Regions from separate parts of the Homo sapiens genome. Here region 2 is linked to region 1. Evidence: chromatin loops called from intact Hi-C (ENCODE). Cell type or tissue: Caco-2. All regions are shown on one strand. Each heading gives the region's core, and the rest is flanking DNA. Links, peaks and the distances in the headings are about the cores only.

The links. Peaks named below come from ENCODE experiments on the same cell type or tissue, not always from the same donor. Only the 100,000 strongest peaks of a DNase experiment are listed, where the experiment ranks them.
Region 2: it touches region 1 in a loop (9-fold over the local background); 1 of 110 quality-filtered maps calls a loop at or near these places.

Annotation. Positions count from the first base shown.
Region 1 is chr3:110,771,114-110,775,517 of GRCh38, reverse strand. No RefSeq gene overlaps it. Among named protein-coding and RNA genes, the nearest start is that of NECTIN3-AS1, 300 kb to the left of the region's middle. In Caco-2, for the core only: no CTCF peak of the experiment used is centred there; a DNase peak (open chromatin) is centred at 1,887.
Region 2 is chr3:110,623,944-110,628,347 of GRCh38, reverse strand. All of the region lies in intron 3 of LOC105374037 (a long non-coding RNA gene), which reads left to right. Among named protein-coding and RNA genes, the nearest start is that of NECTIN3-AS1, 440 kb to the left of the region's middle. In Caco-2, for the core only: no CTCF peak of the experiment used is centred there; a DNase peak (open chromatin) is centred at 2,727.

The DNA of each region.
Region 1 (4,404 bases), core at 131-4,130:
CTGCTTATCAGCTCTGGGCAATACAGTGTTGGGATTTTCAGGCCTAGGTATCAATGAGTATTTACTAAGAACCAGGTACTATGTTAAGTGTTGGGCCTACAGATGCATCTAGCAAATGGTGCCTGCCGTGGAGGGATAGCTTATCTAATGAGGAAGGCAGACACAATTGACAACATAATTCAATGTAGTAAGTACCGACGTCTACCAATAAAAAATAGGTAAATAAGGTTAAATCTTACTGAGAAAAGCCACTGAGTACATGTCACTTGACCCAAAATTTTTTTTTCTGTTCCCATGATGCCTAGCATGTCTCGCGTATAGCAAGTGCTCAATTGCTGGGCTGACTTAAAGTCAGTACAGGCACATGAGCAATCTTGCCATAGAGTGTCATGGAGAAGACCTCATTCATTCTTTCATTGTTGTTGAGATAGATGCCTAGTAGCCTTAGTTTTATTCAGGAGACTGAATCATAAAACAGCAAATTAAACATCCAGGAAGGTCATTTCCTTTTCAGCTTTACGAAGTTGTTGGTTTTTTTTTTCCAAGAAGATTTTGCCTAACATCATCAACAGAGTAAGCAGATCTTGAAATGACATTTTCTAGGAGGAACTGGAAAAACAATTTGCCTCAAAATATATTCCTCTTACTTAAATTCTACAACTGAAGGATAATTTCTTTGCTAAACCATCAATACCTTTAAATGCAAGTGACCCTGGGAAGGCTCACACATTATTCTATTATGAATTACAACATCTGAGGGTTAGTCTGTTGGTCTTTTTCAGACCTCTAATGTTTTGCTTATTCAAAGTCAGTGAGACGTAATACAGGGAAGTTGCAAATGTTCATGGAATGAAGGGGAACCTCGGCTCGTGTGGTTCAGTAAGAGGCAGACTCAAAAGAAGGGAATAAGGTTTCAGAAGAGGAAGGGGGAGACATGTTTGCCAAACTTCACTAGGATTTGCTCTGAGTGTAATGTGCTATATGTTACGGTTGTTTGATAAATCTAGTTACCACATTTTACAAACGTAGGTCCTTCTAATTACTTTCATTAAAATTAAATTTTAATTTAATTGAAATTAATTGGACTTTCTGCAGGCTGTGGGAGGAGTGATGCTGGTTAATGACAGAAATGCTGGGTCAAGCATCCACAGTCACATTGGGGGATCTCAGAAATTTCTTACAATACGTACAGAATAAAGTAATACTCCAAAAGAACAAAGGCATAAACTACTCTTCCTATTTTTGCCTTATTAATAATAATTCATGTTATATTTGATATTGCGAATAAATAATATAATTTATCTCACTAGTTAGCTTTTATTAAACACCCACCTTTTATGAATTCTGATGGCAATAACTTTCATGCAGGATCCTATTTAATCTTCACCAATGAGATGCAAATAATGGACCTAGAATCACGCATACAGGTAACATAAACAGAAGCAGAATTGCAAATCATGAGTATTATACCCTAATGTAGAGCTCTTAACCATTTGGTAATATCACCCTCAGAAACAGATGAAAAGAAAGACAATTGGGGCCCTGATTCTTCTTCAACCTCATTGCACCTTTATGCTGGCCACGTACTTACTTATGATCACATAAATCAAGGAGAGCTTGTTAAGTAACTTCAACTTCCCTTCAAGCGCAAACGTTCCATTTTTTTTTTTAACCTTGGGGGTTTATTTGTTGTGGTAATGGGGTGGGCATTATCTCAGAAGGAACTTTATTCTTTACTTCATGAGAGGCATATTTGACAAATGCGAAGAATGGGACATTTGTTCTCTTGCCTGTGTGGAGCTCAATGTTCGTGACCTGTGGGCCTCCCAGACCCTGCTTTATTTGCAGAGCCCCTTGGCTTTGAATCACAGGGCATGCCATTGCCGTATATGGGGATAGCACACTGGGCCGTGGGAGTTAACTGGGATTACCAGTGGCTATAATGTTGGTGTCTTGATCCTCAGCAACTCTGCTTTGAAGCTGAAGGGCAGAGTACAAGCACACTTACGCATCTCAACTTGGCAATAATAGCATGCCTTTGTGATGACGAGGCATGCTGTGAGTACCCAAGTTTATACTATGCATTCTGATGATATTTGATATGATATTAATTTAAAGCATGGCTTGTCCACTAGTCTAAATCTTGTCACTTAAACTCCAAACACTTGTCATAAATAGACTTGGAATGTGGTGGAAAAGTAATTAGGAATTGGACTTTTTACTTTTTCAGCTCTGGAGTGATACTTTTATTGTCTTCTTAGAAATTTTTGAGGTGATTTTTTTTATCTTTGCTTAACCTTAGTTGTTAAAATAAATATTAATTTGAGGTTGCTTTGTTTTGAAATTACTGTAGTCATAGGCAAATATCACTGTGTGGATTTCTAGACCCATGGAATATTAATGCTCAAAGCAATGTTAGAGATAGCCTAAAAATGTTATCACAACAGTTCTTCCATCCCTTACAATAAGTTTGAATTTTAGCATCGGAATTAGATTGAAATTTTTGTCTTGTCATGTAGTAGCCATGTAACCATCAGCAAGTTATTAAACCTCTTTTAGCCTAAGTATCCTCAACTCTAAAAAACAACAACAACAACAACAAAGGTCAATTACAACTACATTATGTAGATCTGTATGATCTGTGCAAAGTAGTAACATAATATGTATAGGCTTGCCTAGCTCCAGGTCTTGGCAAAGAGTATTAGCTCAATAATTGTGTTTTCTTCCCTCTAACACTGTAATAACAAGCTTTGTTTCAATTTTAATTTAATTTTAAATGAAGATAGTGTATACTATGAAGCATCTAAATAAGGTTATAAGGTGTACCATCTTTTTATAATAGCACTTTCTTCTTTATTCTGAGAATGTAAGAGTAGCTGTGAGGTTAGATACAGTTGTCTAGATGGAAGAGGAAACCGTAGTAGAAGAATAAAAGAGGATTTACTTTATTGTAAATTTTCAGAGAGTAGTAATAGGGATATTGAAGTGAAGGAAGAAGAATGTGTGCTTGAAAAATTTCTAGAATGGAGATGGGAGTGAATTTACATAGAGACTTGAGGTATAAATTAAATAATACTATCAAGGGTTAAGGTTTAAGATAGACTCCATGACAATGAAAAATAAAACCCTTTAATATGAACACCATAAGTCTAGTCAACATTTTTCAGATTCTAAAAGCCATGTAAAAGGCAGAGGTGAAAGCCTGAACTAAACTAAAAATAGACTCATCAAGCACATTGTCTGGAAGTAAGTGAAGATGGTAAAAGGCAAATTCCTTCCCTTCCTATGCCCTGTCTGGAATAAAGACATGTAAATTGTCAAATTTAGAAACATTGCTTAACATTTTTTGAAACATTAATTAATGTTTCTGCTTAAGGGAATATTAATCAAATATGTATTGAACACCTATTGGACATTCTTCTATGTGCTGGGATATAATTGTGAACAAAACCTGAAAACAACCGTAGTCCTCACAGAGTTAACAACTTAGTAGGGCAAGATGACAGCAATTACACACACACACACACACACACACACACATATGAAAAACCTGAAGCAGGGGAGATAGTAATGCTGAAGGAGAGGGCTGCAGTTTCAAGCAATTGGGTCAGGAAAGTTCAAAGGTGGACTATGGCTTGCATTTTTGAGGGAAAAAAAGGATGCCAGTGTGGCTGCAGCAGAGCTGGTGGTGAGGGGGGATAAAGTGTGGGAGATGGGGTTAACAAGGCAATAGGAGCCATATCATGCAGGTTTCCTAGAGTGTTGCAAGGATTTTGGCTTTTACTTGGATTAAAGCAATTAGTCTATATATTTTCAAGAATATCAGCAAAGAAAATTAACGCAACAAGTCGTCCTAGAGAACCCTCAGATCTTAATTACCTTAATCTTCCCCCTCATCTCCTTGCTTGATCCAATCATCCACCCAGGGCTTAGTTTCTCTTACTCGTTGTCCAGACCCTCATCATCTGCCATCTGGAGTCTTGCATTGGCCTCTTTACTCCTTTCACTGCCTCTGTCTCTCCATTATCACAAATCCATCCTTCTCACTGTCAACTGATATTTTTTAAAAACACTAATCTGTGTTCTGATACTAAAATATCCTTTGAAGTTTATATTTCTTCTGAAGTCTGGCCCCTTACAAGATTCTCTAGAATCTGGCTTTGATGCACACATCTAGCCTCAACTCTGCCACTGCTTTGTATGTATGGCATCCCGTCAAATATGTTCTAAGCGTTCACACTTTTGGTGCCTGTGTGTTCCTGTTTGCATGTTTTGAGGCTATCATATTCTTACTTAACATTAAGACCCAACAACAACTCACCTTTTCTGAGGAGCAGTTACTGTTTTTTTTCAGGTAGAACCATTGTATCCTTCTTCTGGGTACTCATAAAACTGTCCCTTTCT
Region 2 (4,404 bases), core at 304-4,303, 150 kb after region 1:
GTTGAGCCAGGGAGTCTGCTTCTATATGGGGCCACAGGACCAGTTGGTGGGTCCAGGTGGAGCCACTGATTGTCAGAAATGCAAAAACCTGAAAAAACATTTCAAGAGACCAGTCTTAGGTTCTACAATACGTATGTTATCTGCAGGAGTAATTGGAGAAGTTGCAAACCTTGTGACCTCCAGAATAATTGCTGGTAATCATTTATGTCTACACCTTGGCAGAATTTAGCCTTCTTATCCTCCTAACCTGGTGGTCTTTCATTAGCTTTACAAAGGTGTTTTAGTTTGGGAGAAGGGCTGTTATCGTTTAAACTATAAACTAAATGTCTCTCAATGTTAGCTTGGCCTTAGCCCAGGAATGATTAAGGACAGCTTGGAGGTTAAAGGCAAGATGGGGTTAGTTAGATCAGATCCCTTTTATTGCCATAATTTTCTCACTGTTAAAATTTTTGCAAAGGCAGTTGCAGTAATATCCTTATTTTACAGAGCTGGAATTCTTTTCTCAGATTGCTTAAATAAGGTGCCCCATATCACATAACTAGTAAGTGGCAGAGTCACAATAGAATCTGGTCTTGCTGACTTCAAGCCTATTTTCTTTAAACAAACTTAACTCTCTCATTTAATGTAACAGGGAGTGTAGATTGTACAAGTAATATTTATAATGTTATAGATGCCTCTAGAACTAAATTTAAAAACCATACTTAAATAAGTAAAATAACTAAGAATATAAAATGTGAAGGGAGTCCGCTTTGGTTAGCTTGAGCTGCTATAACAGAATACCATAGATTGTGTGGCTTAAACAACAAACATTTATTTCTCATACTTTGGAGGCTAGGAAATCCAAGATCAGAGTGCTAGCAGATCTCATGTTTAGTGAGGACCCTCTTCCTGATTTGCAGATGGTTATCTTTTCTTTGTATTCTCACATGGGAGAGAGTACAGAGAGCTAGCTCTCTGGCCTCTTCTCTTAAGGGCATTAATCCCATTCATTAGAGTCCCACCCTCATGACCTAGTTACCTCCCAAAAGCCCTACCTGCTAATACCATCACCTTGGGAGTTAGATTTCAACATATGAATTTTAGGGGGACCCAAACATTCAGTTAATAGTCGGGTATTCTATAATTACACCCTACTTAAGGACTGATTTTAAAATTTATTTTAGAAATGAGATGAGAAGTCTTCTTCTGATCAAAGATTTTTCTCTATGGAAGGGTTTGTGGTCTCATGGGCTTCAAGGAATGAAGCCATGGACCGCAGCAGCAGGTGTTAGAGCTCGATTAGAGAAACGCGCGGACCCAAAGAGTGCTGCAGCAAGATTTATTAAAGCAAAAGTGAAAGTAAAGCTTCCATGCAGTGGAAGGGGACCCAGAAGGGTTGCTGTTTCTGGCTTGGGTGTCTTATGCTTATATCCCCTTATGACTCCTCCCCTTTTCCTTTTTCTGTCCTATAAGATTAGCTTATTTTCTATCTGCTTGTGGGTTGGAGGGCCTGATTGGTTAAAACCATCAGGCTGCAGCTATAGCTTAAACTCCCTATATGATTGGTTGAAGTTTCAATCCCTTAGCTTGCAGCTATGACTCATTTTGGCTTAGAGGAAAGTCCCCTTGGTGAAGTCCCTACTGACCCAGGAAGTCCAGCCAACTTAGCCACTTAGTACCTCAGTAGGTTGGTTGGATAATGGAGATTTTTGCCCACATATGGAGGTAGTTTGAAGACTCACTGGAAGAATTAGGTATTTATAAATACCTTCCCAATGATATGTTGCAATTTTGGAGTATCCATTTGTCTTAGTCGGCTATGGCTGCTGTAACAAAATTTCATAGACTGAGTGGCTTAAACAGCAGACATTTATTTCTCACAGTTCTGGAATTATGGGAAGTCTGAAATTTGGGTAAGAGCACGGTTGGGCCTGATGAAGGCCCTCTTTCTGGCTTGTAGATGACTGCTTTCTTGCTGTATCCTCACATGGCAGAGTCAGGGGGACCGGGGAGGCAGGGAGAACTCTCTTGTGTCTCTTCTTATAAGGGCACTGAACACATTCATGAAGGCTGCACACTGATGACCTCATCTAAACCCCATCACATTGAGGACTAGGGCTTCAACATGTGAATATGAGAAGGCATGATTCAGTCCATAGCATTTATTATAGAGTCAGATGTGTGTGTGTGCACATGTGTGTGTATGTCTGGAGATTACAAAATAGATATCTTGAAAGTATTACAGTCCATCTTTTCATACTTATGCTCTGGGTTGGGTTCATCTGCTAGCTAGAAATAGTAATAACCTGGTGAGGCATTACACCTTTATACTCTATTTGAACAGCTCTGATGGCCTTACTAAGTCTCTGAGAGTTGTGGTTTTATCGTAAACTGTGACATGAAATCCAATAGGATCTTTTCATAAAAATTTGGCAGTTCAATATTTATCATTTGTAAATGTAAACATGTATAGCTAAGTCTTTTCCCTCTTACTCTAAAGCCTGTATTAGCATGTTGTCATATCCAAAAAAATACAAATCCAATTTTAAAAGCACTGAAGGTGTTTTGGTTTACAAATGGATTTACACCACCCATTACACAGAAAACAACCCTAAGATTTTCCCTTAAGAATCTCCTTCTCTCCAAATTCCACTCCATTTAACAGCTATCTAAAGCTCAGTTTTTCTTATCTCTCCCTTCCAGTCCCCCTCCAGCTGCTCAGTCTTTGGTATGGAAAGCTGAGGTCACGATTTGATAACCTGCAGTCTGAATATAGCCCTCGGGCATCTGGAGTTTTGCCTTCACATAGTGTTGAAAAATTTGAATTGCTTTCCAACCTTTGAAAGTCAGGATATTTCATGTTAAAATCCAGATATCTCAGCATTTCTTGACAAACCAGAAGATCTGGTAACCCTAGACTTTCTTCTCATAAGGCACTTTTTACTCTGGTTCAAAGCAGTTCACAGTTCCCACTAAGCCCCTCCTTAGGCATTCAAATTGGCAGCCTTTGCAGCAAAGCTGCCAGGCTGTATTTTGCTTCTCCTACCTGCGTTCACATCAGTGACCTCACTCAAGCATAACTGATATACTCATGGCCTTCTATTCCTTGTAACGCTGGAAGCAGGGGAGTCTTAATGGAAGAGTGTAAGTACTGATAAATTAAATGTTTCTATCACAGGAGAACCAACAAAAAGTGGAAGTGTCTGCCCCTTAACAATCTACATGATAGTGGAGGTGTTAGGTGCTCAGGCCTCTGCTCTCACTCAATGCAGGTCCATCTATTAGTATTACTTAGGCTATTAGGGAAAGAGCTTCTTGGAGGAGAGAGGGGCACGGTTGATGCTTGGCTGTTTTCTACCTAAATCTGTTAAATACCCTTCCTCACAATGGGACAGTCTATCTCACTCCTGTTTTACTTCTTCATGCCCTTACATGTAGGTAGAATCAAGACCTCAGTTTCCTAGAGGGTCTCTATATGTGAGAATTTTCATATTTTCTCACCACACGTAATATAATGATTTTCTCTAAAGTTCAGCATATAATTTTTTCTTCACAGGCTAGCATCTGAGGCATTTTGCCAAAGGCAGTTTTGAGTGATGACGTTTCCTTAAACAACTTAAGCTGAAACCCAACAATTGATGCCAAGGGAAAGAGAAGTAAACAGCTGTAGCTACTTACCTGGGTCCCCCATAAGAGAAGCAGGGGAGATGTGGATGTTACAGGTTAGCAAAGAGGGGATAAGAAGATAGTTAGATAGCATAATACAAAATATGCACGCATATAATTTCAAGCATTGCAGTCTCAGAGATAATAGCAAAATCAAAATTTTTTAAGGTTTAAAATCTTGTGGATGTTTATTTATCAAGCTTCTGGAAGTTAATCACTTTTGGATTCAGGCTCTGTTTCATTTTACAAAATTTGATCTCCTAGGCAACTATGTTATTACGTTCACAATTCCCCACATGCCTAATTTTAAGGTATTTACAAATACAAAATCATCACTTTAGGATAGGTATTTAGATTTTGCAATTTAAATTTATATCAGATTTATTATAACTAAGTGCTTCTCCCTGAATCATTAATGTTCTTGCTCTATGATCTAAGATATCTTTAATTTTTAAAATTTTAAAAAATTATAGTAAAGCCTATAACATAAAATTTACCATTTTAGATATTTTAAAGTGTATAATTCACTAGTGTTAAGTACATTCACAGTGTTATACAACCAATCTCCAGTATTATTTTTAGGACAATTCTTTACTCCACCAAGGGTTTAACGTCTTTAAACCATATCATTTTAAATATTAATTATTTTTTAATGTAATAATAATAATGGCCTTCAAAAGGGTTGATGAATTCTTTAATACCTGCCTCATGATTTACTGTGCTTTTTGAAATATGAAGAAATATTTTGTTGTAAGTTAC